Linked DNA regions of Mus musculus: regions 2, 3 and 4 are each linked to region 1. Evidence: chromatin loops called from intact Hi-C (ENCODE). Cell type or tissue: left cerebral cortex. All regions are shown on one strand. Links, peaks and the distances in the headings refer to the core of each region. The heading gives the core; the rest is flanking DNA. Region 1 overlaps Cacnb2 (calcium channel, voltage-dependent, beta 2 subunit). Region 2 overlaps Nsun6 (NOL1/NOP2/Sun domain family member 6). Region 3 holds the start of Nsun6 (NOL1/NOP2/Sun domain family member 6). Region 4 overlaps Cacnb2 (calcium channel, voltage-dependent, beta 2 subunit).

Region 1 (7,484 bases), core at 1,557-6,556:
ATTTAACCTTGGTTTCATCTAGAGTCTCTTTGGGCAGGGAGACAAGGACTGTGAACCTGCCTCGACTTGTCAGCCATAATTTCATGCACACTAGGGGTGAACGACTTGGACTTTTCTGTAACTAAGGCAGTGAGTCTCTGACTTAACAGGGCACAGCCACAGACAGAAATACCCTGGAAGGACAATTAAAAAATTTGATGGTCAGATCTATAACATATTGGGTTGTAGGAAAAAAAAAAAAAGGCTGACCATGGAAAACAGTTTAAATTTGATGAGTCTAAATTAGCTGCAAGCAGAACCATTTTATTTCTGAAATAAACACTGCTAATTTTTCCTTGACTTTTCTTTAAGTTCAGGTGCAAAAGATACAATGTGGAATTGGGTTCTGAATCACAAATCACATCAGTGACAGTGTACCCTTGTGGTACATTGATGTTACCAGGCAACCACAAAACACATCTGTGACAGTGTACCCTTGTGGTACATTGATGTTACCAGGCAACCACAAAACACATCTGTGACAGTGTACCCTTGTGGTACATTGATGTTACCAGGCAACCACAAAACACATCTGTGACAGTGTACCCTTGTGGTATATTCATGTTACCAAGCATCCATTATTCTCAGTTCTTTAGCTTTGGCTTTAGAGTGTCTTCCAATAGCTAATTTGTGGCAGTGAACAGGTAAGATAATGGCAACCAGGTTCCATTTTGCTTTCCACTTTTCACCGCCAGAAAAGAGAGCCCTCTCTTACAGATGTTCTTAAGGTCTGTCTAGCAATTAAGGCTGTGAGACCCTGAGATCCTGCCAGCTGTTAATGCAGACGTACTGTCTTTTAGAAGTCAAGGTCTCCCAGCAGTAGCTTGGTAACCACGCCACGACAGCAGCTGTTCTAGAGGCCATGAATATTACACAAGGTCTGTCCATGCATTCAAGCCAAGCCGCCATTCCCATAGCAACACACATAGATTTTACTCCTCCTAGAGATTAGGCAACAGGCAGAAACCTTGTGATAATGCCCTGATTTCTCCTAGCAAGATCAATGCCCTACTTATTCTTTTTCCTAGTAGTGATTTTTTTTTTAAAGACAACCAGTAAGCGTTTTGAAATATGTTCACTCAGAGGTTACAAACCAAGACACCCTCACAGATTGTGGGCAACAATCTACGGTTTCAAATGAGCTATTATTCAAATGTCTGCAGAAGATAATAAAATTCCTATCCTAAAGGTAGTGAGCTCTGTCACGGGTTCCTAGCCTGAGTGAAGTCCAGCCTGGGATGTACTCCTTGCAGACTGCAGAACAGGGTTTCATTTGCTCCTCCGTGAGCACACACTCCATCATAGAACAAAAAGAAAAACTTTCCCTAGGGGAGGTCAGCTTAATTAATGAAATCCTTTGTTGCTTTCACTTGCCTAAGTAGCATAAATAAACATAGCAGGAGAGCACTGTAAGCCCCCTATGAGGTAGGTGTACTTTACAGTTGTTTTAGGCTGGGGAAATAAACATTAGCATCTATACTGTTTTGTAAACAGAGATGGTTCACTGGCAAGATGAAGTTAAATATTTTGGTATTACATGCAGTTTTTCCTCTTTGTGTATTTGGAGATCCTTTTGATTGTGTTTAAATTAACCTCCCACCACGGAAATGAGTTGCTTAGATTAGAGAACATTAAAGATTAAAGATTAATATCACATTTCCCCCAATTATGCCCGTGTTAAGCCAGCTGATGGTGTACTCCAGTGGATCAGGCAGGAGATTCAGGGGATCCATCCACAGGCAGGCCCCTCCAGGCACCGTGCCCTTCCTCCCCCAAAAGATGTGGGTTTACCTTTGCTTTTTCCAACTGTGCCTGTGCCTGCCGCTCAGCTTCTCTACGTACTGCCTCCCGGTCCTCTTCCAAAGACACATCTGAATCGGATGGGCGGCTGGTGTAGGAGTCTGCCGAACCCTGCAGAGGAGAATGTATATTGTTAAATAGATCCAGTGAGTGATGGGTGCACTGGAAAAGCCTCACTGGCGTGGCAGTTTGCTTCCTGGAATAGGCTGTAAATTCCTGAAAAGGGGAGAAAACAATCCATTTGGCAGCAACCCACCTAGAAAAAACACCCTTCGCCCTGCACATTCTTCATTAAGGTAAGCTGTGTGGACCAAGACACCATTCCTTCCCCAGGTTCATTTACCAGAAAGTATCCTTTCTGGAAGCCTCTACCAGTTCTTTTATCATTAAACCAACTGTGCGGTGCAGTGCAGAGCTGAAGGACATTGATACATTTCAAGGATAACTCCAACACCAGCCTGAGGGCTGGAACAAGTATTTACACCCACAGAGACCAACAAAACGCATCAAAGGAAGTCTTATGAGTTACAAACTTCAACCCTCTGTAATCTTGCTGCCGTGATACAACTCCCACCATCATCTTAAGGGTGTTTCTCTACATCATTTTCACCTGCTACCTTCTCAAACAATATGGTAAAAGACACTCCAGCCTGCTCCCCTCCCTCGTTCGGGGACATGTTTAAAAATACCTGTACACAGATATGTAGTGAGAGCTGGCTACGGGCGACAACACCTGCTTGAGAGATTTCCTCTGGCAATAAATTACAGCGCAGGAAAGGGAGCTCAGAAAAATGTCTGGAATCTCCCTAGCTCCCTCTCATGCAATCAGGAGCGTATTAACTAAATCAAACCACCTTCTCAGCAGGCACTTGCTGCAACAACGGAAAAGCAAAGAAAACACTGTCTCCCCCGGAACAAAAAGCCCTCTCGCTTACACAGATGTCCGAACTCTTCAGCCTTCCTCCCTTGGCTCTTTTCAGAAGCCTGATCCAGGTGGCCTTCATGAGCCGGGTAGCGCCTTTATCTTCCGCAGCTGCAGCCCAGGGCACAGATCCACGGAGCGCGCGGAGCCCTGGAGAATCCTAGCACCTTTGCTATCCATGCTCTAAGAAGCCCCTCTTCTCAGTCCCCTTCTCCCTCTGGGGCTCTCACTCCCAGCCCCAGCAGACTTCTGTCTGAGGAGAATCTTCTTATTTTCCCATCTCAAGAGGGAACACACACACACACACACACACACACACACACACTCACACAGAATCTAATAATTTCTATTGCTTTCGAAATAAAGACAGGTGCAAGTGCAGAGACTGTCTTCAACTTGTTTAAACTCAATGCATTATATCGCTCTTAAAGATTCTCTTCTCTGCACTGGGTTTGTTAAAAGAAATTAGTTTCAAGAGGACATTTAGCATAATAAAAGTAAACAAGCAAACACCCCCCCCCCCAAACCCCACTATGCCCTGAAATTTCCAAGTATAAAGTTCAAGCTTTATCTTTAGAGATCAGGAGGGGGAGGAGGGGAGGGAGGATGCACTCCGTGCACTGGGCATGCTCCATAAGAAGCTTCTTTGCAGATGCCAGCATCACACTCTTGGTTTTAGTCAGACTGCCATTTTCCATCCAAAGTGTAAACAGCTGGGAGGGTCTCTCAGATTCTATAGTAACAGGCACATGGTGTGCCTGTCAGCTTCTGCTCCAGATGAAGCCCTCTCCCAAAGACTAAATCTACTGTCTTCTCATTGAGAAACCATTTCCCATTCCCTGCCAAAAACAAGGCACGCTATGCCATAAATAACAACTCATATAATCACAATAACCATCGCATATAATATTGCACAGCACAGATCGAAAAGCGCCCATTCGTCTTACCTAGAATTAGTCTGTAGAAACAAGATGCAAGACAGAGCGATATGGCCATTTAATTAGGGCATAGAGTCATCATAGCTTTATAAAGCGATGGACTTAATGGAGCTCAAAATGACTCTGGCAGTGAGAAACCATGACTAAAATAGGTATGTGAATTGTCATAGGAATATATAGAGAGACATTTCAAAGCCTTGTTGATTTCCTAGCATGTTAACATTCACAGAATACAATAATCAAGTCCAAATTCTTCCTGTAGATAAGGGGGCTGGGGCTTAAGAAAGGGCCATATGATTTCCTGGGTGAATGGGGTTATATTTTTAATGTTTCCATAAGAAGAAATACATATTGCCAAGTTTTAGAAAGTAAACAGTTTGAAAACAGACTGCATCTATCAAAGTAGGGTACAGGACTACTTACTTTGTCCAGCCTCATCTAAATTTTGGCTGGCCAAAGTGGCAGGTGTCTCTAATGCCATCACTCAGGAGACAGAGGCAAAAGGATCATGTTTCACTAGACTGGGTTAAGAAATGAGATGCTGACTCAAAATAAACAAATTAATTAATTAAAAAAAATGATAGTAGGAACCTCTTCATCCACTTCACTTCCTTTGGCCACTTAACTAAATACTGATTTCCGGAAGCCAAAAGCTAGAAAATATGTAAGACAGGGACTACATAATAATAGAAACTGGTTGCACCCCAACCCAGTATTGTGACATAAATTAATGGCCTGTTTATAGTGTTATGAAGATAATGTACTGTGTCAGGGGCTTAGAAATTCTTTGCAATAATTTTTGGTTGAAGCAAAATATAAAATGGACAAACAAATCTCCCAACACAGAGGTGATTTCTGATGTTTCAAAGCCTCTCACATCTGTAGCACCAAACTGGGAAATAATCAAGTTCAGTTAGACTCCATGGGGGCCTTGCTCCCTTTGTTACCAGTTTGGGCATTTAAAGTGCTAAAGGTTCAGTTGACACCTCAATGCAGATAGAAAGCCTCTCATTGGTGCAATCGCCATGTCTAGCCAGAACACCAGTCTCGCTGCAAACTTCTTTATCCTCCAACTCTTACATTTTTTTTTTCTGCTCCCTCTTCTTGTCCAGTATTTCTGAGCCATAGAAGTGGTGATACAGATGCGTCCAGATTCCTCAGTTCAGATTCAGGACTTCAAAGTTGCTTATTTTCTATATGTTAATCAGTTTTGAGTTTCTCCATTAATTACAACCAACTGCTAATGAACTCATTGCAAATATGGCTACCTGTGCTAGCACTGTGAAGGACTAGACTCATCACTATTTCCTCGTTCATTCAAGAGGGCTTTGTGAGGGTTATATCCATTAAAGAGTTAGGAGAAGGTAATGGTCACTGGGGGAGGGATATGTCACTTTCATTAGCAATTGATATGTTGCCCATGTTCTAGTAAATAACTCCAGACTCATGCTCAAGGGAGCAACTCTAAACTCAGTGCAACACGCACACACGCACACACACACACACACACACACACACACTTATGGAGGTCAGGCAGCGAGGCAGGGGGAAATGAAGGTATGTGGGAGCTTTGTTGGAGGAAAGGCATCAATGGGCAAGAGGGAATTGGTGAGGTTATAAGGGTGTGTATGAGGGTTGATAACAATCAATCATATATATGCATGAAATTATTCATGAATTAATGATAAAAGCTAATACGATTTGCCATTATAAAAATCTCATTATCATCATTATTATTTTTAAATAGAGATAGTGAGATGGCTCAGTGCTTTGTAACACTGGCTTTTCTTCTAGAGAATCCCAGGTCCATTCCTAGCACAGGCATGACTACTCACAGCTATCTGTACATTGAGTCCCACGGGATTTATTGCCTCCTTTTGGCATCCTTGGGCATCAGCACTCACACGGTACACAGGCAAACAGACATGCAGACCAAATAGCTATATACATTAAATAAATAAATAATTCAAAACTCGAAACAGAGATTCTGTCATTAAGAAGCTCATCACGTCACGAAGAGAATGTTCCCAGGACACAAAATTTTGCTTTCTTCATTCTCTTCTTTTAAAAGAAGTAAAATTGAAAAAGTTCATTGCTAGCGACCAAGTTTAACTTTTACACAGAATAATAATTTTGATGGTGTTTACAGTTTTAAAGAGTTTAGCAGACTCCCAGAAGTCAGGAGGCAGAGGCAAGTGGATCTCTGTGTGTTTGAGGCCAGCCTGGTCTACAACATGAGTTCCAGGACAGCCAGGGCTACATAGCGAAACCCTGCCTTGAAAAACAAAACAAAATAAAATAAAACAGAAGAAAAGAATTCAGCAGTCTTTAGAAATCATTTCACCAATATTTGTTCATGATCTTTTGAATATTTGCAGCAATCCACTAACCTCTATTTTCTAAAATGAGACTGAGCTGCTCTTCTTAGGAGCTCACTCTATGTCTAAGAGTATAAACTCACAAAATAGTTGCTATAAGGGACATATATACCTGTTGTGGAAAGAGAAACATGGCCATGTCCTTGAATTCTCCCATCCCAAGATAGACACTGTTAAATACTAGAAGGTTTAGTGTCCAGAATTCCTGCATTTTTGAAAGACACACTTCTAACGGACTCATCACACTTAACCTTCTTCCTTCTGGGAGCAGCAAATTACAGCAGAGAGAAGGTATCTATGCAGTTAAGCTTTTGCCTTCCCTACCATATGAGCTTTCTGGGTCATCGTGCCTGGAGTCGTCTTGAGATGAAAACATCTGGCAGTCATTTCCATAACTATTGAACAGGTTCATTATAAAATGTCTCCTTGATGAGTTGGTTGCTTGTAGCATCTGTCCTTGCAGACACACTATATGTTCACCTATGCGTATTCTTCTCTAGCTTCACACTCACATTGCCAATTGTACAGATCAAAAATGCAAGTTGAGCCTAACGTCTACCAGTAGGGCATCTCAGGAGCATCTATATTGATTTTCAGAAATCTCATTGTAACTCTGTGTTAATGCTTACAGGAAAACTTCATTAACTCAGAATGATTTAGGGTTGTATCTTCTCTTCAGTTTCTCTTTCTGCTTTTATGTTTGTCACCTATGTGTATAAACAAAACACTCCCGGAGCTCGTGTCTCTAGCTGTATATGTATCAGAAGATGGCCTAGTCAGCCATCAGTGGAAAGAGAGGCCCATTGGTCTTGCAAACTTTATATGCCTAAGTACAGGGGAACGCCAGGGCCAAGAAGTGGGAGGGGGGAGAGAGAGGGGGGAGGGCATGGGGGACTTTTGGGATAGCATTGGAAATGTAAATGAAGAAAATACCTAATATAAATAAATAAATAAATAAATAAATACAAAAGCAAAACACTATCCTTTCCTTGAGTTTTTTGGTGTGTGAAATTTGCTTTTTTGACTGCTTCACAATCCTAACTATCCCCTATATCACCATTCTTGATCATTTTTGTGCTTTCTTCTTTAAAGTCAACATGATAAGAGCTCTAAGCCTGCCTGAGAGGAGCAGCCTGAGTCTCAAGTGGTGCCACCTACAGCTGTAGGAATCTTCCTATGAAATCTAAAGCAATGTTCTTGAGCAAAACCAACTTAACTTCTAGGTTTTCTAGAGGCACCTGGATTCTCCACCTGGAGACTGCAAACCTCCTTCATAAGACTATACCAACTCAATACCAAATTCCACTCAAATTGTTTCCTGGCTTGGACCAAACATGGTACAGGTGTGGCACCCCAGTCCCTCTCTGGTCAGGAGGGAGAAGGATAAGAAGCAATGGGACAGGTGAG
Region 2 (7,484 bases), core at 1,170-6,169, 170 kb before region 1:
GTAAGTGGTTAGTAACATAAACAAGGATAGGGATTAACCTTAAGGCTTGAGGTAAGACAAGAGCTATCACATCATCTATTACAGAAAATGATTAGGAAATGTAAATTAATACAGAAAGATGAATAGCTGCCTAGGACGGTAATGTGGGATGCTGGCGAATGCTCATGGAGGAGTTTTCTGGGAGGATGGTAGTAACCTGAAGCTGGATTGGGGTGATGATTGTACAGTTCTTTATCTAACCTGTGTGTGGAATGCAGTTTATGATGTAAATTGTACCTTTGAAAGGAGGTTTTAAAAAAGGCAAGGGTGCATGGGTGGAGTGGTATGGTGGGTAAGGGTGCTTGCTGCCAAGCCTGGTGACCTATGTTTACTTTGTTATTGCTTTAAAAATAAAGGGTAGAGGAATGACATCAGGCAATGTACTTGGCCTGGCAAAAACAGTTCATTTGTATTGCTATGTGGGGCAGTCACTTGCATGGTTGTCTTTTCATATCAGGTTTACTTTTTCTGATGGAAAAGGAAGAGAAAAATGTTGACATGACAGATTTGTCTCTATGTAAAATAATTTTTGTACTGTAAAGCAGAAATGTGTGATAAGATTCATCTCCTACTTGGGAACATCTCGTTACAATAGTTTCACTATATGCTTATCAAATGATGAAGCAGAGAAGGATAGGGAAGGGTTTGACTCCAGGGAGAAAGGGTTTGCCATTCAGCTTGCCCGTCAGTCATCTGCTGAGTGTGGTCATAGTCTGAGGTATCCTCTGGAAGGAGTAGGAGAGATCTGCTGAGTGTGGTCATAGTCTGAAATGTCCTTTGGGAGGAATAGGAGAGCTGTTGGCTTGGTGAACTAAAATAAGGAGTTTTTTTCTCACTTTTACACACTTCTAATTGGTGTGGATTCTTCCAAGTGACACAATGAGTTTTATTATTACTCGTTCAGGTACTGTGGGAGAATTAGTAAGTGGGTAAAGCAGAGCCTTCAGGCATCAACTTCTCAGATATTTGCATATTTTCTCCCAGAAACTATACTTGGTGCCTGTTCTCTTACCTACCATCTACGCTTTATCATGATGATTGGAGGGTGCCTAGTCTAATTCAGCCTGCATTAGAATAGGCCTGTTCATATTCAGCAACACATTTTCAAGGAAAAATAACCCTGGTGTATGTTGATTGGTAATTTTACATTATATGAACACTGGTACGAAAGTTGATCTCAAACTTGTAGTGTATCTGTAGGATTAGAGATGCCCACAGTGAGTCAGGTGAGGTGTGCCAGTAGCTCTTTGGCCCTGCATGTATTTCTAGTCTAACCAGCTAAGTATAATAGATTTTGAAAATTCTGACCTTCTAATAAAAGTATTTTTGATATCAGTAAAATCAACATGGTGTGCAATGTTGGTGGTATGTGTCATATTTAGTAATTTCACAATACAGACTAATATCTTTAACATCCTATTCTGAAACTTTCTAAATGACTCTCTGTGCGTATGAGTTAGGATTGATCCGGCATCTCTTACTAGATAGCTCAGTTCCCTTTACTCAGGGTCATCTTTCCTTGTCTTGAGTGCTAAGATTACAGATGCACACCACTGTACCCAGCTTAGAAAATGGTGCCTGCATGTAACTATCAGAGTAAGTCACTTAAACATGGTTTGTGTTTTTACAATTGAACAGTACACAGAATTAAATCCTGTAAAGAAGTCCGAGCTGGGTGTGGTAACCTGTGCCTGTAACTTCAGCCCCTGCAGAATGTGAGACAGGAGAATTGAAAGCTTGAGGCAAGTGTGGGCAACATAGGGAGATTCTAACTCAAAATTCAGCACTTGCTAGTATGTCCAGCCCCTAGCACTTCTTCCCACTAACATCAGGATGATACTGACTCAGAGAAGAAATAGTTAAAAATGTGTTTAATGTTACAGCATTCCATGAAGTATGTTGGAATAGCCCTAAATCAAGTTGCCCACAGTAGGAGGTGGTGACACAGTGAGCCCTGTGAGGTTTACCTGTTGCACTGGGTGCTGTCTCATTGTGGGCACGGTGACACAGAGAAGCCTGTGAGGTGTACCACCTGCACTGGGTGCTCTGACACTGTGTGCACGGTGACACAGAGAAGCCTGTGAGGTGTACCACCTGCACTGGGTGCTCTGACACTGTGTGCATGGTGACACAGAGAAGCCTGTGAGGTGTACCACCTGCACTGGGTGCTCTGACACTGTGTGTGTTTGTTCTTAACAGCAGTTTGGTGAATCCAGCATTCCTGTTGTTCAGCATCCAGCCCTCCCGGATGTCTTGCTCATCCCCATGACTGGACCAAGGTTTGTGGCTGTTTCCTTTTCTCTTTTTTTCTCCTAAATTAAAACTCGTCCCAAGATGTTTGCTTGTTGACTGTATTGTCTGCATTTTTAGAGACTCTCTAAACCCAAAAGTCACAGATTTGTAATCACATACTTCATGCTCCATCACATCTTGTGTGACAGGACCAGGACTCTATCTGATGACCTTGATAGTAGTGCATCTTCCATCTGTGTAGTGTAGTGATGGACTTCATTCTTACTTTTTAGACGCTTCGTTTTGTTTACTTATGTTTCTTTTATAAAAAGATTTACTTTTATTTTATGTGCACAGTAATTGTCAGCTTATATGAATATATACTATGTATATATGTCAGCTTATATGAATATATACTGTGTACATGTACCTGCAAAGGCTAGAAGAGGCCATCAGATCACCTGGAGTTATAGATGGTCGTGAGCTGGGAACTGAACCTGGGTCCTCTACAAGAGCAGCAAGTGCTCTTAACTGCTGAGCCATCTTCCCAGCTCCTGTTTATCTATAGTTCTTATGAGATTCCAGGATTAAAACGATTTTCGAGTTACATTAAATAAGTATTGTGTTTTATAATTGGGTTCATAAAATTTTATACTGAACAATTATGTCTATTTACTGGTTGACATAATATATATGTGAGATGTGATTCTCCTCATTTACATATTTGGAAGATGGAAGATGTATTTTTGAAAGTTGAAAAAGGCTTCCATATTATAAGAATGCCTTTCCCAAGTAGCACATGAAGGACCTTATTTATGCTATAAAGTATTTAAACGTGTTATGGTAAATATGAAAATGCTCATGTTGCTAAAGCTTTGAAATACTTTGATAGTAATAAAACAATGGAAATACTAACTGCACACACACACACACACACACACACACACATGGGCGCACGCGCGTGTGTGTGTATATATATATGAATGATGTATACTAGCTTGGAAAACATTCTTGTATTCTACTCTACCAGACAACCCAGGTTGATTCTGCTCAGTTCTGAATCAGTGACTGCCGTAGGTGATGGTCACAGGCCATTTGGTTTACATTTTTTATATGGATGCAAAATTGCTGTTGATTAGGTTCAGCTTTTGGCTGTCTCTCATTCTGAACTAATAATCTTACTTTCATTTAGTTTCTCTCTCTGTCTCTCTGTCTCTGTCTGTCTGTCTGTCTGTCTCTCTCTCTCTGTGTCTCTGTCTCTGCTTTTCTCCTCACGTACAGTATGAGGTATGCATGATAGACAAGCTGTCCAGCACAGCCTGGCTTCCAAGGCTCAGTCCTCTGGCCTCAGCCTCTCTGCACTGGGGTTGTAGGCATGCCTCAGCACACTCAGGTTCATTTTGTTGCTGAGGATCCTGTCCGAGGATGATGAGCAGAATTTCAGTAGGCTTTTTTTCTTTTTACTTTATGAAAAACAAGACAGTTCTATCATTGTTGTCAAAGTGATGCAGTGACTATTTGAGAGTTGTGTAAACAGATCTGCAGAGTTAACTCTCATGATGATCTACTGTTCAGAGATTTCTGCTAGCCCTGGACTTGAACTCTGTTTTAAGAGAGGCCCATTGCCAATAGTTTCTAACATACGTTGTCTGTCTTCCCACTCTGTTTGTCTCCTCTCTCTTAATGCTGTTAGGAAGACAGTACTGCCTGTTAAATGACCACGCAGCTTTTCATGCCGCACTCCTTCCTTCCACCAGAGGGCCCTCTTTTTCAGTTTTTTATTCTCTCTCTCTCTCTCTCTCTCTCTCTCTCTCTGTGTGTGTGTGTGTGTGTGTGTGTGTGTGTGTGTACACTCGAGTGGGTGTCAGAGGACAACTTTCTCCTTTCTCATGGACCCATGTGGATCGAATTCAGGCAGCAGCTGCCTTTACCAGATGAGACATCTTTCCTGTATTTATTTTTTTCTTTCTTCAGTGTCTATTCTTTTTACCTTTTCTTTCTTGCTGTGTAAACTGCCATTCTATTTATATCTGTTTCAAAGCTTTTTCTCTGTGGTTTATTTAGGAAAATCAAGACTTAACAGGCTATGCATATAAAGTCTCTTTAAATAATATTTTTAATTTAAAGTTTTATATATTTATACTGTGTGTATTGCCCATATCCATCCACTAATATGTCTAATGAATCTTTTAGAAAGCTTATGGTGCTGGGCAGTGGCACATGCCTTTAATCACAGCACTTGGGAGGCAGAGGCAGGCGGATTTCTGAGTTTGAGGCCAGCCTGGTCTAATGAGTGAATTCCAGGACAGCCAGGGCTATACAGAGAAACCCTGTTTCAAAAAACAAAACAAAAAAAGCAAGCAAGCAAGCTTATGGTACTGGAAAGATATTTATTCTGTAATTTTTTCTTTTTTTTTTTTAACATTCCTAGGAAGAATATAGAAAGACAACAGGGTGAAGTGATTGTTGGCGCACAGTGTGGCAATGCAGTGTTAAGAGGGGCCCATGTCTATGTTCCAGGAATTGTGTCAGCTTCAAAATGTAGGTATAAGATTGAGGACACCCTACAGTTCATGAACGTGATGGGTTGGAAATTTACATACGTTAAATCTGCCTTTGTTAGATACTTCCTGAGAATTTTCCATGGAGGATTTTGTCCTATAAAAATAAATGTTATAATAACAGTTTTAACTATTTGCTTGACACAGTGCAGAGTCACTTGGGAAGGGACTCAGTGGGGAATTGTCTAGGTCCCATGGCTTTGAGCTTATCTGTGGCAAATTGTCATGATAATGACCATTGGAATAGGAAGGCTTGCCTGGTATTGGCAGCATCCCTTAGGACGTGGGATCCTGGAAATGTAGGGGTGGAGAAGGCAAGCATTACTTACTGCTCTCTGCTCTTGAGTGAAGGTAAAGTGACCAGCAGCTTCAAGTTAGGATCCACATAGACCTTTCTGTCACTGTTTGCTTTTCCACAGAAGAACTTAGATGATAGGACTTCTCTAGGGAACAGAGAAATACAGAGCATAGAAGGGTAGTGAAGGAGACTGAATTGTGCAGTGACACAGCATAGGTACCCTCATGCACATGGCCCAAGCATGGATATACATGTGCACACAGACACATTTTATTTTTCTTATAAAAGGTGGTGAAGTTCCATTTAATACTCCTGATTTCACTACCTTAAAACCTCAATTCTGTCTCCTCTCAGGACATTCATGAGGGTGGCCTCCAGAATCCCAGACAGTGGCTTAAACTTGGCGTTCTTCTTGGGTTCGCTCTGATAATGGTGAATTGCTTGTGCTAAACTGCTGCAGTGCACCCTTACTGGCTCGAGTCAGGAAGCACTGACTTGGCTCTATGACAAACCTGGTCAGTTCCTGGACCTCACCCATCCTGTGTATGATGATCTGGAAAACGATTGCTTTATGGCCTGGCGTGACTCTGGTTTCTTTTTTAGTATACACTTTTATTGACTCCTTTTGTTGGCAACTTAAATGTTGAGTATTGAGTCATGATACTAAGATTTATATAGCAACCTTTACTTAGTATTAGATTTTGCGGAAATAAGTCATATAAATGATGCCTCCTGTTGAAGATTTAGATAGTATGTTTTGAGTACCATTTCTGTATTTTCTTTTTAATAATATAAATTTTATCAATATATTTTTCTATACAGTTCTAGAAAATGTGTACACATGAGGCAGTTTATAGCGAGCATAGGATGGTAACTGTATCAAAGCCCAGGAAGTGATTTTTTAAAAATCATTCTATTTGTTTACATCTCAAATGATATCCCATGTCTGTATTTTCAATGAAAAAAACATAACAAACAAACAAACGTACGTACGTGTCCAGGTAGATGTTAGGGGCTCTTTAAAGGCTCAGCGTTTAGCGGCTGCTGAGGATTATGCTGACATAAGGAGCCAGTTTGTCTTTTCTCTTGTCCAGATTGGTATTTCTACAGATAACCGTTTTAGCTTGAAGGATTTTTACTTGTCTGCTAAAGCACAGGTTAACAGTTTGATTTTCTTCTCTTTCTAGTTATGAAAGCTGGAGATGTTATTTCCGTGTATTCTGATATTAACGGCAAATGTAAGAAAGGAGCCAAAGAATTTGATGGAACTAAAGTATTTCTCGGAAACGGAATTTCTGAACTGAGCCGCAAAGATATCTTCAATGGGTTACCTGATCTGAAGTATGTCACTGAACTCTGTGGGAGGAATAAATTCCTGTCTGTGGTTCAAAAAGCTCAAAACAGTGAAAAGGCATATTTTGTTACACTATATAAAAATTTCCATGACTTCAGCTGGAAAAAATGAGCCCATATTTCAATGATTTTTGGAAAGAGCTCCTTTTTGGTCAAAAAGGTAAATAGATTAAAAACCAAAGCAGTAGGATGTGGATGAAGCTAGTGGTGAGTGCATTGCTGACCTGCCAAGAGGCCCTACGTTTGGCCCTTAGCAGTGCAAAGCAAAGCAAAAGCCCAGGTGAGTGACTGATCACACTGTAATTGGGTAAGAATTTTATCCGTCCTTTTACATTTTAATTGTTTAAACTTTAAAGAACAATGCTTATCTTAATAAAAAATCAAATGAGTTGTTTTTTCAATCATTCTCATTCTCATTTTATCAAAGAAAAGTTTAGTTTTAATGTAATTCAAATATAAAAAATAAATTTTAACAAAATAAATTAAACCTGAAGTATAACTTACGTATGACTATTTATGGTCAAAACTAAATGTTTCAATTCTATTTGTTCAAGCCACACTGATATACAATTAGTTGTAAGTCATATTTGGATGTTGGTAGCGCTGAGTAGAATACAGCCTTGAACAAGTGAGGGCCTGCTTCGGCTGTTTTTTTGAGCTTGGTTTTGGAGAGCTGTGGAGCACCATTGCTCCGAGGTTGACTGCTGACATGCATGCACTAAGCACTGTGAATTGAGCCGTTTAGAAGGGTTCCGGAGTCCACATTCTGAACAGTGTCACATTGGCGTGGCCTTTCTATATGAACGAAGTCAATTCTCCTAAACAAACAGATAGTTAGGCTGTCAGGCTCTAAGACAAAACAAGCTTGCAAATGGCTACAACCTGATTTCCTTCTTCTTACAATGCTTGGTTGATACAGTGATGTCTTGCTTTGAGTGCCCTCTTTAGTTGCTTGCTAATGGTGTGCTCTCGTTTCCAATGGTGTTTCTAGTGACTGCTGA
Region 3 (7,484 bases), core at 1,468-6,467, 180 kb before region 1:
AGATAAGAATAACTTCGTGAAAATATTATGAAATGACAACTTTCAGTGAAGTAGAATCCCATTAAAATGTCTCCAACAAAATATAAGTACTAAATTAGTATAAAATAAACTGAAGTTTCAAGGAAGTAAAATGTTAACTTACAAGGCCTAAAAAAAGGAAAATTATATAGATTAGGAGGAACCAATGTAAACTGACCAGGTGATACTTGGAAAAACTTGATATATTTGGCATTGAGTTCAACTTATTAATCAGTTAAGTTAGATCAGTTTGTACAGGCCTTGAAAAAAAGAGAGTTCAAGAAACTGTGTGTTCTGCCAGCTCAGGAAAAAAAGCCACTCTTCAAAAACATCAAACATTTTCATGTCAATTACAATTTTAATCCAGTTTGCTGATTTCCAGATGAACCAGGGTTGATTGAGTGCCCATACGGAAGTTCTTTTCTGCCATATGGTCGAAGAAATCAATATAATTTCATTCAGGAATATCCTATTAGACACTTTTAGATGCTGTAGATGATTAATTGTTGAAAACAATTTAATATCATTCTTGAAAGTAGAAAAGAATGTATTGATAAATTTCTGATGAAGTTGTTTTAAAATTCACAGAGGTTACACAATACCTTGAGCTTCATAATTTTTGCTAGACCAAAATATCTTTAAGTTTATGACTCTGCTCATATGTGAGCAGTGTGGCTTTTTTCTCTCCTCTGTACTTCTGGGATCACCATAGCAAGCCTCCCCAGAGTTTTCTCCAGTGAGTCTCCCAACAGGTGCTTGGAAGCTGTCACCTTGTGCTTATCATTTGGAGACATGCTTACTGTCTTCCTGGATCCAGGAAAGGCACAGTGGTTTGTAAAATACCCTTTGTAGGATGGTTTTGAAGCTGACCCATTTTGTGCGATGCTCATGGTCCTCTCCTCTTTATAAACAATGTACCCTGCCTTTTGTTACAATCTTGTACTTAGGGCGAGGCCTATTACACATTTATATAACCTCCCATTAAAAACCCGGAAATCTGCACTCCTCCCTTACATAGACGAGTTAACTCCTGATCTGTTTGAATTTGGGTCACTTAGTTCTTCCTTGCAGAGTGAAGACTCTTGACAACCATTCCTCCAACATGGGTATAAACATATCTTAACACGTAGTGAAGGTTGCCCTTTTCCTACACTCTTTAAGTCAGTTCATGTAATTTGTTTGGTCTGTAGTAACACTATAAAGTATGAAATATTATATCCACTTAATGGATCCGAAAAATGAAATATAAGAACTTTAATAATTTGCCCATGGCTGCAAGAACTGGAATATGAACCACAGCAGTCTAGATCTCTAGTAAAATTCTTAACAATTAAGAAGTTACTCACTCAACAACCTGATAAGCCCCATATTCTAAAGTTAAAAGCATTTTATTTTCAGAATCTTTACTGTTTTGTTTCTTTCTCAAATGTTAAGTACACATTCAGGACCAAAGAGCTGGTATTTAGGCTTGTAGTAGCTGGACTGCTAAGTCTTCAGAGAGGTCTGGCTTGCAGGGAGTTTAGTCCTTAGTGTTTCATAATAGCAGCAGGAGAAATGAGGAAATCCCAGTAAGGTGTGGATTATAATTTATAGAACTAATGATGAATCAGTCCAAACGTTTGTGTGCTTAATTCTGGCAGCATTTTGAACCAGATTCTATTCATTTATTCATTCATTTGGCTTTCCAAACACTGTAAGTTCTAATTTGTAGTTTCTCAGATGAGGCCAATTGTATTAGAAAAGCTGAATATTGTATTGACAGGATTAGATTTGTGGCTAAATGGATATGCAAAGATATTACGTTATCTTTACAGAACTCTTAAGATTATCAGGAGGGGGTGGGTGTTAGAAATGCCTATAATTCTGTCTCTCACAAGGTTGAGACAGTAGGATTGTGAATCAAGAAGCGCCTGGGCTAAATAGGGATGTTTGTCTTCAAAAATAAACAATTAAAGAAATGAATGGGACTAAGTAGAAATTCTAGTTAGTAAAGTGCTTGCCATGAAAGCACGACGACCTGATTTTTAGATGCCCAGCACTTGGATTCATCATCATCATCATCATGGTCGTCATCATCCAGCTGAGCCAGGAGTGTGAGCCAGTAATTCCTGCTCTGGGGAGGCAGAGACATGACGTGCAGATCCCTTGAGCTTGCTGCCGGTCAGTCAATCCAGTTAAGTCAGCCAGCTCCAGATTCAGTGAGAGACCTTATCCCAAAAATGAAAGCTGCGAGTAATTGTGAGTGCACATCAATGTCTGGTTTCCACATATATGTGCACATATGTACATCTGGACCTGCACACACACACACACACACACACTCACACACACAAACACACACACTCATACAAGAGAAAAGCATTGAAAGAAAAAGAAGTTTCCTGTAATGGAGAAGTGTAGAATCCAGAATTAAGTCAGTCCCCCAGATCAATCTGAAATAAAATCCTCAGAGATAAAATGAGGTCATAACCAAACTTAAAATGATGATATCACATCATATTTATTTCTCCCACCGGTCCCTGCTTGGGGGCCCATACTACCCCTTTAAAGATCTAAAGTCTCTGTGACATTTGCATGTTTATATAGGAGTCTTCCATTGCTTAGACAGAACATCTCCACTCTACTAACTGCAGATTTACCACATGTTTTCTGGTCACTGTTCAAGTGTTCTGAAGTAGTGAACTACTTTATATCAAATGCATATTTAACAACAGTTTCCTTTTCTATTTCACAAAGGTTTGATTAGTCATTCAGGGAGTGCCCTTTATATGTCAAACAATGAGTATTCTATGTGGAAATGAAATTTCTCCCACATGGACTTTCAAGTTCAAGTTTTCTTTATTTTTTTAAAGACTTCAACTATATCTAGTGTCAAGGTTACTACAAAGTTGTCTGTTGAAATTCCTTTGTGTGGGTGGTCTAGCCCTCTGAATCCTGGGCAAAGCATTCCATGTTGCACCAAGATGTCATTTACCTGTTCTCCCTGCCTGAATGCAGCAGAACAGGCTACCCTTCCCAGGTCAGACTGTGCTTGGTGACAGCAAGGATAGAGTGCACATAGACACATAACCTTTCCCAGAGTTTGATTCACCTGTGCCCCCTTGGCTGCTTTTATATTGGGTAGCTCTATGAAACTAGTTTTATGTTAACTGCTGTAGATTCATATCACAGCCATATAAAATAGTGTGGTGGTTCCTGGAGGGGAGGCTGCCTGTCCTGCTGTAAGCAAGCCTAGCAAACTAATGTATTTCTTCAATTTGGACTTGTCAAGTTTTTCTTCAGCCACATCACTCTTATTTGGGGGTGAATAGATGTTTATGTCCTGTCAGGCATGTCATGCAACACTTAACACCTGTGTCCCAGACACATTCTGTTAGTTTCAGGTGATGAAGTCAGGAAGGAATCCCATGCATTGACCACAGATACATGATCTTGTGGAAAAACTGGGTACTTGTTTTAGAAACTGGCTTACTGGTCTATAGCCTATTTTCTTTTTCTGAGATTGTGGAAAGTTATTACAACTCTTGGAACTTTCTTTTACTCCTTGAAAACTGCTTATAACCACTGTGCTGAGCTGTGGCAGTGTCTTTGTCATGGAATTTTCACCTAGTAAAGACTTGGTGTGTCAGTTATATATATTTTAAAGCCAGTGTGAAAACTTAAAAGATTAAACACACACCAAGCAAAAACCCTCCTCTATAGTTACCTATGAAATATGGCTCAGAACAACAAAAAGCACAAAACAAACAAACCAAAACAAGCAAACCCTAACCCAGTGGCATTGGAGACAAAAGTATTCATCATGTTCAAGCATAAAACATCCCACTGACTTTGGTTAGTTATTTTTAAACTCTTGTCACCTCATTACCATCAGGGAATTCACATCAAGACTCTTGTTCTCTAAAGCACGTTAACTAGAAGCTTCATGGCTAGTTGTAAACACTATTAGGGGATTTTAAGTTGTACCTGAGTACCCACGGGTATTAGCACATTCAAAAAATATGGGTACTAGGGTAGGAGATATGGCTCAATAGTTAAGAGCACTTGTACCTGCATAGTGCCCAGGTTCCATTGTTAGCTCCCATATGTTGGCTTACAACCTTCAGATCCTGGGTTTGATCAAAGAGGCAAGCACATGCACTCAGGCAAAACATTCATACTCTTGACATAAATAAGTCTTTAAAAAAGAAAAAAAAGTGTCCGAGGGAAGCCTCCACCGCTACTTGTACTGGGACAATAAATGGAAATCTCCCTTATTTCAGGTTAGTGAGGTATCCAGTTCAACCCAGCATTCAAGAGTCCCAGGATGTACCCGGCACAGTCCTTCCTAGAAAAAGCTCCACCCTCAGGGGAGGTGATTGGCAGATGCAGGTTGGGCACGAACAGAAGGCTGGGCATCGAGTGCCGGAAGTGACGAACCCAGGAAGCGACTTTCTGTTCCGAAGCTGGGGGCGCGGTTTTGGAAAATAGCATGTCAGAGTGGATCTAGGCGCTGTCTGTTTTCCGATCTGCGTTTAGGTACACTTTTTGTCACCAAGCCCTATTTGGCGCAGTGTCGCAGTTCGGAGCTGTCTCACAGCATCCCAGAGAACGACAAACCTTGGGCCCTGCTCATTCCAGAACTCAGCACTGAAAGGCATTCTTGTGCTCGTCCATTGGCTGGCAACGCTGAAATTCGGAAATAAAGACTGCTTCCCAACATTTTCTTGGACAACTTAAAACAGAAAAAAATCAAAAGAATGTATGTATTTCCAAAGATATCTTTGAGACCTGAAGTTGAAAACTATCTCAAAGAGAGCTTTTTGAACGAGGAGGTAGGTCACGTACATAGATGTTTGCCAAAATTCTGATACAACTTCAGCAGAAAGAAGGGGAATATGTGGTTAGTTTTTGCCACTACTTTATTGGAATCTTTAAAAACAATGTGGTTTTTTTGTCACCATTGATGCTTACTGAGATGGAGATAAATATATGCTCACGTTTAGATGTAAGACAAAAGAAAGTGTTACGTGTCTGTCAGCCCTTAGTACTGAAGGGGTAGCAGAATCAACCAGAGAAGTTCCCTGGCCACACAACTCAAGACTTCCACAGTAGATGCACTTGTTCTGTTAAAGTACAGGCTCTTGTACTTACTCAGGTGATCAGGGCACTTTGAGTGCCTCATTAAATGCCACCAGGTGTTTGATTGGAAATGGTTACAATTTAGTCTAATAAATCATGGTAGAGTGATTTGGTTTCATTGTTAAGAACACCAGAGTCTAAGCAGTCCTCTTACTCATCCAAACTGACATAATTGTCAAGCAACTAAAGTTCAGATATAATGATTAAAAAGTCAGTTTTAGAAGCTATCTATCAATCCATCCATCCATCTATCTGTCCTTCTTTCATCTATCTATTGAAACAGGGTTAGAGAGTCAGGTGGATTTCTGAGTTTGAGGCCAGCCTGGTCTACAAAGTGAGTTCCAGGACAGTCAGGGATACACAGAGAAACCCTGTCTCAAAAAAAAAGAAAAAAAAGAAAAGAAAAGAAACAGGGGGGTTTCTCCACATAGTAGTGGCTATACTGGAACTCATAAGGTAGACCGGATTGGTCTTGAGTTTACTGTGATCCACCTGCCTCTGCCTCTGCCTCCTGAGTGCTAGAATTACAAGCTTGTAATCCACTGAACCTTACTGGAAAATGTTCATTTTGCATGAGTTACCTTGAATTAATTCTTACTAATAAAGCTTAAAGCTTAATTTATTCTATGAAAATTGAATGGGTTATAAGTACTTTCGAAGGTTGTCTTGGGGCATCAACCTTAAGTGAAAATCACTACATTGGTTTGGCAGGCATGTCTTAAAAAGAGTGTTAGTTACTTGTTACTGGCCACACTTAGCACAGAAATTCCCAGTGAATATTGATTGCCTTCTAGTAAAATATCCCTGCATGCTCTAACCACCTTACCTTAACCCCTTGGCAACGTGGATATTTTTCTAAATTTTTGGTTCTTTAGCAAAATTCAATCCACTAAAATGCTCTTTAGTGTTATTGGAGCTGAGATTTTAAAACTTATTTCCACATCTTATTTCCAAATATTGTTCATAGGATAAACTATATGGAAAGAGAAAGTATTTTATGCTTATTTCAAGGGGTCTTGGGAAGTATATATTAAGAGAGGAAGGGGGACAGTCAGTGGTCAATTTCAACGGTTTTAGAATGATGAACATTATTTTATGAAGGATTGATGCAATCTTTCAGGTCATCTCCTTTCCAAACCCACAAGGTATGACAGCTTAAATGAAGAAAGGCCATCCCATTTGTAAAACAGTTTGGAAAGGAAAGAAGTAATATCAACCAAACTAAGCCTTAAGTTTAACTTAACATTCCTTAAGTATGTTAATACTGATGACTACACACTGAAGCCGAGACCTGACTTCTTCTTACTGCAGGCTGTGTCTGCTTCAAGCAGACAAGAAGCAGAAAGGAAATTTGAGACTCTGCTGCTTCGCCTGTCACACCCTCCGTCGATGACAACTGTCAGAGTGAATACGCATTTAGGCTCAGTTCAGCATGTCAGAGGTCTGCTGCTTGAAGAGCTCCAGAAGGTTGGTGCAAGTGTGGTGTGCTGGGCAGCCACACTTCTTTTCTTTAAAGATGTATTTATTTATTTCATGTATGTGAGTACACTGTCGCTGTCCTCAGACACACCACAAGAGGGCATCATATCCCATTACAGATGGTTGTGAGCCACCGTGTGGTCCCTGGGAATTGAACTCAGGACCTCTGGAAAAGCAGTCTGTGCTCTTAACCACTGAGCCATCTCTCCAGCCCTGGCAGTCATACTTCTATTCTCTGCTGCACCACGTGCCACAAAATCCCATGGATAATAGGATAGTCTGTTGTTTTAAACTTGCTTATATACAGAGTTTATTGTTCTCATATAATTTTAAACAAGCATAGCGAAAGAGTTAAAGAAATATATTTGAGAATTAGGTGTTCAATTAAATCATAATCATCTATATGATATGTTGACAACATTTCAGTGGAACATGTCAATTAAGTATATGATGTTACTGCAATTCATAATATACTTATACTCAAAATAGCACTGTATTGAACAGAGATTTAAACATGTGTGAATATTCCAGTTGCATAAATAAGAAATTTAAGTTATGAAAGTTGTTTTAAGGTTAAGAGATGGGGTTAGATTGAGTCTAGGATTTCTGCTTCTAAACGTATTAGAATATTAGTATTTAGGCTAAGTTTCTAAGCCCTCTTGGCTTCATTATAAAAATATATACAGAACTTCATTCAATCCTTAAACCTACTTGCATAATGAGCAAGATATATTGATTACGACTGATTGTACATTTAAGATGCGTTCAGATATGAGGATACCTGCTAAGTCATTGTAGAATTACATGTGTTCTTAAAATGTTTATTGAGTGAGCCAGTGAGTTTATCAGGCATACTTATAGAGCCA
Region 4 (7,484 bases), core at 1,297-6,296, 130 kb after region 1:
CAGAATTTCAGATTAACTATGTTTATTCAGGAAAAAATGTATAGAAATGTTCGAAAACCTAAAAAACTTAAGAATATAAAAAAAAAAAAGTCTACTCCTAAGCATTTCCAACAAGGTACATTCAATCTGTATAACCTTTGCCTAGTATCCACAGCACCTGTGGGTATCAATATTGATGGAAGTTTGTCCCGTATATAAAATGGGATGAAACTTGAATATAACCTGTGCCCATTTTCTTACACACTTAAATCACATCTAGATGATCAACATGTAGCAATACAATACAATGTTGGTAGTTATTATGCTGGACTGTAAAAGAGTAACGAGAGAACTGTGTATGTTCAACACACACATAACCTCTTTCAAAGACTTTTGATCCTGCTGTGAAATTCACAAATATGGAACTTATGATCCTGGAAAGCCATCCGAACCCCAACTAAACACTTAGAATGGCAATTGAGCCCTTCTTCCAAAGGATGTAAATGTCAATGTTTTCCAAGTTCACATTAGAGCTCTCTATGTTTGAATTAATAAGTTATTCCATTGACAGCTTTTCATATCATTTAATAAATCAGCAAGGCAATTTAGATAAATATGGGAATTGCCTGTAAGGTATAAGTCAGATCAAAAAAATTACTTTTACGTAGAAACAAAATAATGAGGACTAAGCTCCCAAAATAAATGATAATGTCAAATTAGAGACTTATGTACTGAGTCTTCTAGAGAAAAACAGGGCTTCTATCCCATAGACGGCACTCATTGTGCACAGCACAGGTTCTGGGTATATCAAGCCAATGTTGAACAGGAGAGGAAAGAGAGCTAAATAAAATTAGCGGCTATGAAAGGTAAAATGCTAGAAATGAAGGATGGTGGCACGTGTATAAAACTTTCTTTGCTGCCCACATAATGTTACTGTTCTTTCTAAAAGACAAGGTTAGAGTGGGAGGAACCTTTAACAAAGCTGTCATCCTAAAAAGAAAATGGTTAAAAAAGAGGAAAAAAAAAAAAAAAACTCCCAGAAGATTGAAGAAAGACACACCCATACACTCACACACACACACACCCAACTTAACAATGGATATCCTATCTGAGGACACATCCCCAATCAATCCTGTAGCTGTACAAATGCCATAGGGTATACCAGTACAAACTAAGATGTGTAAACCACCATGCATCCTAATGTGCCTAGACCTCTATGATACATGCAATCTGTCACTGGGTGAAATGCAGTCATGCAATGGGTAACTGCACACATATGACATTTTATTTACATGCTTTTAATTTACAGTGTTTTACACACAAATATATATAATTATATATAATAGATATCTAACTCATATGCATATATATATATATATATATATATATATATATATATGCTTGAATTTAATACTGGCATGATAGCCACAAAATATTCTAAAAAAAAAAATCATACACTAGACCAAGGTATATGGGTTTCCAATGTCTTTAAAACATACATATGCTATATATTGTTATGGGTCCTTACTCAAAGTACAGGGTAAAAAGTTTGATAATTATAAAGAAACAAGTGTCGTACTTTTTATTCATGACTCCAAACAAACAAACAAACAAATGAAACCAAAATAACAAAAACAGATTGTAGTGTCTGTTCTTTTTATGTATTTTCATGCGTATTTACAAGGGGCAGAAACAAGCCAAATATAAATCATAGTCTTGAGAGTATATTTCAGAAACCCCTGACAAACTAGGCAAATGGAATAGATTTCTTCTAATTCCCAATAGAGAAGACAAACAGAAAGACAGAAAGCCACACAAGTCAGAGTCCTCATTAATCATGAAAACAGGCATTTTTAACGACATTATTTTAAGATTTTCATTTTTAGGCAGTTTTACACACTAAAAAAGTTTGTGGCACCTGTTTCCAAATCTTATTTAAAAATCAATGAATTTTCCTATGGGAAAAACCATCCATCTCTGCAGATGTCATCCTTAAAAAAATCTTGTCTGGCTACCTCACAACTACATTTACTCCTGACCTGTCTGTCAGCTGTTGCATTCAAAACACAAACAACACAGAGTACATAACAATTTTAAAGCCGGTTCAATTAAGGGAGCTTTTAGATCTCTTATCTATTTATTTAATAATGGGAGATCTTTCCAAATCTTATAGGAATGCAATGATCCTGTTGTCCCTCCTAGCCCCGATCTTCAACTTTATGCTTGAGAATGTAGCAGATTTTGACCTTGTTTGTCCTGAGGTCTCAGATGAATCTCATCTACTGGCCAAATTCCCAAGGTCACAGATTTCCTTAGTGACACCCTTAAGAATTGATTAGTGTTCATTGTCAATTTTCCATTTGTTTTGCATCCAGGAATCTCAAGGCAGTGTGAAGCCATTCAGCACTGCGGTCTGGCCAGCCTGCATAAATCGCCTGCTCTCTTTCACAGCCTTCCCTGAAAATAAAGCGACTGCACACAGACGGCGGCGGCGTATGAAAATAAAGCCAGGGCTTCCTCCAAGCCTTTCTGCTTGCATAGCAGTGCAGTGTATTTCAATTAACATCCAACCTTCTCCAACAGTGCTACTTCAGTATTTGTAAGAGCCTGCCTTTTAGAATTTAATACTCAGACAGCCATTTTGCAAAAAAAAAAAAAAAACACAGCAGGTCCATAAAATAAGGGCTGTTTCAGAGAAACAGGGGATGATAAAGCCGTTGAAAAGGCTGGCGGTATTGCAACAGCTGTGTCATCCATCAAATGATTATCATCTACTATTATTTTTTCTGAAGCTCTTCAAAACAGGATTTCACATTAGCTACTGTGGCTGTCTGTAATTTGACAAACTCCATAGCAATTCATTTCTAGAAAATAATTTCCTTTCTCATGCCAGGATTCAAATATGAAAACTCCAAGCAAAAGAGTGTATCAACTGGTTTGAACTGATACTGATATCTGAGACAATAGATTACCCCCCCTTCCCCCCCCCCCCCCCGCACACACACATACACACATCAAACCAGTTCCTCTACAAGTTATTTCCAACCTTATTAAAGTAACCAAGAACAAAAGATAAACACACAGAAACATCTCCAGAAAGACCTCAGAGTATTGTAGCCCTCAGGTGCCTTGACAACTCATGGCACAAATGATTGATTTTCTGTTTGGTTCAGCACGGGGATTAAAGCACCCAAAAGCAGCAGCACGAACCAGACGGACACAAGTTACATTTTCAGCTCCCAGCTACAACTGTACAGCAATAGAAACTTACATAGGACACCCGTACTCGCCGGCGATGTACCAGCCCGCAGCACTGCATGAAGAGGTGGCAGAACGCAGTCAGAGCGTGGCTTCACCAAGCGGCACCGTGCCTCGGCTTCTCGTCACGGCCACTGTCCATTTCTTCCCACCTTCCACTCCCAGGTAAGAGTCATGGGCAAATCAACACTTAGCTGCTGTTTCTAGGTAGGTTTTACACATTGCTGTTTTTGCAGGCATGCCAAAACTTTGTTCTCTCTGACTGCCTTTTAAATTTTTTCTTACAGGTAATTTGAGATCTTCTTTCAGGGGGCTGCCTACTAGCAGAAATCTAGAAAAGGTAGCATTTCTCTTCCTGAAGAAGCTATTGCTAACACGGAGTTTTGCCTGTTCAAATCATCAGGGTTTCTGAGCGAGGCTTTTACAGTAGCCATGCTCAACCCCAGAGATTTTTCAAACCTCAGAGCCTTGCATTTCATCAGGCTGCAGTCTGCCGCTTCAGAAGGAGGCGGCCTACTCTGGCTGCTGTTTATGTGACTGTTTCTGAGAACAACGCTCCTGCCGCTGTTTGGCTGTTACATCGCCCTCCTCACTACGCACAGCCTGGCGAGAGCATCCTTGATTCACTGGTACCTCGGTAACATTGTGGGCATATCTGATTTGCTCTTTCTCCCTCCTCCCCTTCCACTGACAAATGAGTGAGTCTAGACTTTAATTCACTGTGGGTTCTTAGGACTCCAGAGCCACCCTCTACACTGTGAGATGCATTGTCCTGCAGTATGTATTTCACAGGAATTTTAAGGAAGATTGTTGGAGTAGCCTTAGGACCTGACTCACTCAGCCACTGCGGCTCCACAGTTTTTCTTTCTGCTTGCCAAAGACTCATTTTCTACATTGAAGCATGTTAAATAAGCACAGATCTGGCAGGCAAATGTGATCAGAGTCAGACCTAATTAATTGGTTAAATAATATATCATCTATGATTTTAACACACTAAGCCGAATGCTCCGTAAGTCTGAGTGCTTATAGGTCAATACTCCATGTAAACTATTCTTTATCCCTTTCCCCCAAGGACACAGCTTTCTGGCAGAGAGCAGATCTTTACTCTCTTCATCTGAGGCCTTGTACATGCCACACCATGAAAGATGAATCATTTAGGCATTGGGGATTTAGCTATTAATTTGGATGATATCAACCATTCTAATAAGCAATGATTCATATATAACCTTTTAGTACACCACACATATTGACCCAAGTTTGCTCCCACACCCAAGTCACTCCATATTACTTTAAAAGGTACATTAATTAACTTCCCAACATAGTCTAAGATCAACAACCATTGTCATGCTCCTTAGGCCTGTGGAAAATTAGACTAACTCCCAATCTTTTGTTCATGTTTTCTTTAGAGCCTGGTTAACTGGCCCCTGTGTTGCTGTTATTCATCTTAGGCATGACTGAGAACTGGAAGGTGTCTCTGCTTTAATTCAGACTTCTTATATGACTGGCAGAGGAACTGAGACCCTTAGTGCTTGGTAATATAGCAGTAGTATAATTAATAGCCTGGATTTAACACAGTCCTCAAATTCTACGGCGTTATTGCATACTACAGGTTTTAAAGTATCAAAGGGAAAAATATGACTATATAAAAAGGTGGTTCTCAACCCTGCCACCCTTTAAAACAGCTCTTCTCATGTTGTGGTAACTCTGAACCCTAAAATTATTTAGTTGTTACTTCATAATTGTAATTTTGCTACTGTTATGAATCATAGTATAAATATCTGTTATGCTGGATATCTGATATGCAACCTCTGTGAAAGGGTAGTTTGACATCACCCCCCCCCCAAAGGGGTCACAGGTTGAGAACCACTGATGTAGAGCTTTGATTAAGTCAGACACATTTCTAAATTAAACCGGGAATTAACTTTTGAATTGTGTCTTCTAAAGAAGGTTGACATTTTTTGGACTATACAGGATACACTCCTAGTACACAGGATTTCAATTTGATTATTTTGCAGAAACTTTAATAAGAAATATAGTAATCTAATAAACACAAAGTCTAGGTTTTTAAATAAAATTTTTGTATAATTTGATCATTTTCTTTCCCTTCCCCCAACTATAAGAGAGAGAGAGAGACAGAGAGAGAGAGAGAGAGAGAGAGAGAGAGAGAGAGAGAGAGAGAGTGTTGGTTAGGGAGGTGGGAAGGATCAAGGGCTTTTAAAAAGTCCCCCTGTCTCACATTTCATAAAAACAAAGAATAAAAATGTCAAAAAAATTTAAAAAGTCAAAGTTAGAGTAAGATGAGAACATTGGTAGAAAGTCATCTCTCCTTGAGTTCAGAATTCACTTCACTTTTTATTAAGTATAGTATTTTTAAACACAATATGTGAGAGATTCCCCAGTTCATTAGAGATTACACCCACACTGCCATTCAAGAACCCAAGAAAGAATGCCGAGCGCTCTAAGTGGGTTCTGCAAACATTTGCTGGGTACCTTCTATCTTCTTGGTTCTGGGTTAACTTGCTGTGAATAGGAAATAATAAGTACATTTCATCTGTTACTCCCCTTTTTTTTTTTCTCCTTTCTATAGGGAGTCCATGCCACCATCTTTCTATAAGGGTTGACATAAGGCAGGTGCCACCATACTGAAAACAGGCTCTAGATCTTACATCATAGCAGAGGGAAGAGAACAAAGTGACAAGGAGAAATGGGACCGCCCAGCAAACAGTCCCTATCTATCCCTCCCAGGTACACTCAAGGCTCTGTAAAGGCAGGGATATGCGGGCTCCTTTTACAAGACAGGCAGTGCTGCAGCCAATGGGCAATAAGTAGAGGAAGAATTCTGGGTAACTAGGCAGTAAATGCAGCACAAAAATGTACATGCAGACTAGATACACGCTACATCTGCTTATGTAAAATATACAAGGAAAAATGTGAGTGGTCTACATACTTATAAGACAACACAGATACACCTAATGCTTCGAGATTTGTATTTCTATTTCCTGTCTTGGATTGTTCTGTGTGTGTGCACGTTTATGTACCTTTCCAGCTCCTGGGCTTTTTTGAAAAAGGGTTTCACACCACACAGGATATCTTCAGATTTATCATGCACTACACAGACAAGGATGCCATTGCACCCCTAATCCTTCAGTCTCTACCTCCCAAGTGCTAGAGTTACAGGTATACATCACCACACCTGGTCCAAAGTCTTCAAACTAAACTTCATCTTCCCAGAAATTCAGACTACCCTTTTGTGTACAGTCTGAGCATTGAGCACAGAAAATGACAAGAAGACATAAATTCACACTTGAGTCTTTGTTATTTATTTATGTATCATTTCATCCATAGTAACCAGAATAAACATAGAGAACCTGTACTAAGGCAAATAGTCCAGCTTGCCTAGCAACTGGGGGTTGGGGGTTGGGGGCTGGGGCGGTACATGTGACTAGCTTCTGGCCAATGAGAAAGAAGCAAAAATGTCAAGTATCAATACCACGGATGTCCTTAGAGGGACTGGACCTTGCCTTCACCTTGTACTCTTCTCTCCCATGCTGCTCTAAGGTAGATGTAGTGCTATAGCAACACAGGAAAGCCTTCCCCACATTCCAGGGACACAGCAGTAGGTTTCCAGTCTCTCACTGGGAGCTGCTGTATCTGTTGGAAGTGGCTTGTCATGGTATGGCATTATAAAGAGAAACATGCTCCCACATTATCTAAGCTACTCCTATTTTTACCCCAGTTAAAAAAATGAAACCCGTATTTTACAAATACCTCTGGGTGTTAGTGTTAGAGTGAATAATTAATTCATAGTATCCAAGGAGTGTATAGAAAGGTAGGAACTTATGGGGCAGAAAGGTGAAACAGGGAGAGGTACCCAGTTCCACAACAGAGTTCAGTCAGATTTTATCCAGCAGAGCAGGAGAATGACTCGATCTGGTAAATGTGAAAATAACTGCCTATTTTTATTAGCAAGTAGGAAAAATAATCATCGTTAGATGATTTGATCTAAAAATACTGAACTCTTCTCCCAAAACAGAAACAGATTCTCCAGTAAGAAATCTGAAACTGCTGAGCTTACATACTGGCAATTAGTGTGCAGCTACTAAGTAATCAAATCAAATGAAGTTAATCAAATAAATTGTGATTTATGGAACTCACCACAAAGCTAATGAATGGTTCAGTGAGGTATTTTGTAATAATATATGGTATCTTTACATTAAAGTATTGTAACATGATAACAAAGAAAGAGT

The links. Peaks named below come from ENCODE experiments on the same cell type or tissue, not always from the same donor. Only the 100,000 strongest peaks of a DNase experiment are listed, where the experiment ranks them.
Region 2: it touches region 1 in a loop (2.1-fold over the local background); 4 of 42 quality-filtered maps call a loop at or near these places.
Region 3: it touches region 1 in a loop (2.2-fold over the local background); 2 of 42 quality-filtered maps call a loop at or near these places.
Region 4: a loop joins it to region 1, with 3 times the contacts of the local background. A loop is called at or near these places in 2 of 42 quality-filtered maps.

Annotation. Positions count from the first base shown.
Region 1 is chr2:14,869,236-14,876,719 of GRCm38, reverse strand. Cacnb2 (calcium channel, voltage-dependent, beta 2 subunit) reads right to left here. Exons shown (of 14, transcript NM_023116.4): 3 at 1,831-1,950. Among named protein-coding and RNA genes, the nearest start is that of Gm13269, 110 kb to the right of the region's middle. In left cerebral cortex, for the core only: no CTCF peak of the experiment used is centred there; DNase peaks (open chromatin) are centred at 1,949, 2,220, 2,723 and 3,531; H3K4me3 peaks cover 1,763 bases; H3K27ac peaks cover 1,482 bases.
Region 2 is chr2:15,037,061-15,044,544 of GRCm38, reverse strand. Nsun6 (NOL1/NOP2/Sun domain family member 6) reads left to right here. Exons shown (of 11, transcript NM_028950.5): 3 at 2,239-2,318; 4 at 4,703-4,812; 5 at 6,318-6,471. Among named protein-coding and RNA genes, the nearest start is that of Nsun6, 8.5 kb to the left of the region's middle. In left cerebral cortex, for the core only: a CTCF peak has its summit at 3,990 (motif pointing right); a DNase peak (open chromatin) is centred at 4,019.
Region 3 is chr2:15,046,270-15,053,753 of GRCm38, reverse strand. Nsun6 (NOL1/NOP2/Sun domain family member 6) reads left to right here and starts at 4,442. Exons shown (of 11, transcript NM_028950.5): 1 at 4,442-4,832; 2 at 6,451-6,606. The coding sequence starts at 4,758. In left cerebral cortex, for the core only: a CTCF peak has its summit at 4,473; a DNase peak (open chromatin) is centred at 4,417; H3K4me3 peaks cover 1,354 bases; H3K27ac peaks cover 928 bases.
Region 4 is chr2:14,735,530-14,743,013 of GRCm38, reverse strand. All of the region lies in intron 2 of Cacnb2 (calcium channel, voltage-dependent, beta 2 subunit), which reads right to left. It overlaps Gm13269 (a long non-coding RNA gene), which reads left to right. Exons shown (of 4, transcript XR_374014.3): 3 at 2,355-3,402; 4 at 3,525-4,282. Among named protein-coding and RNA genes, the nearest start is that of Gm13269, 28 kb to the left of the region's middle. In left cerebral cortex, for the core only: no CTCF peak of the experiment used is centred there; DNase peaks (open chromatin) are centred at 2,385, 3,333 and 3,827; H3K4me3 peaks cover 2,746 bases; H3K27ac peaks cover 2,335 bases.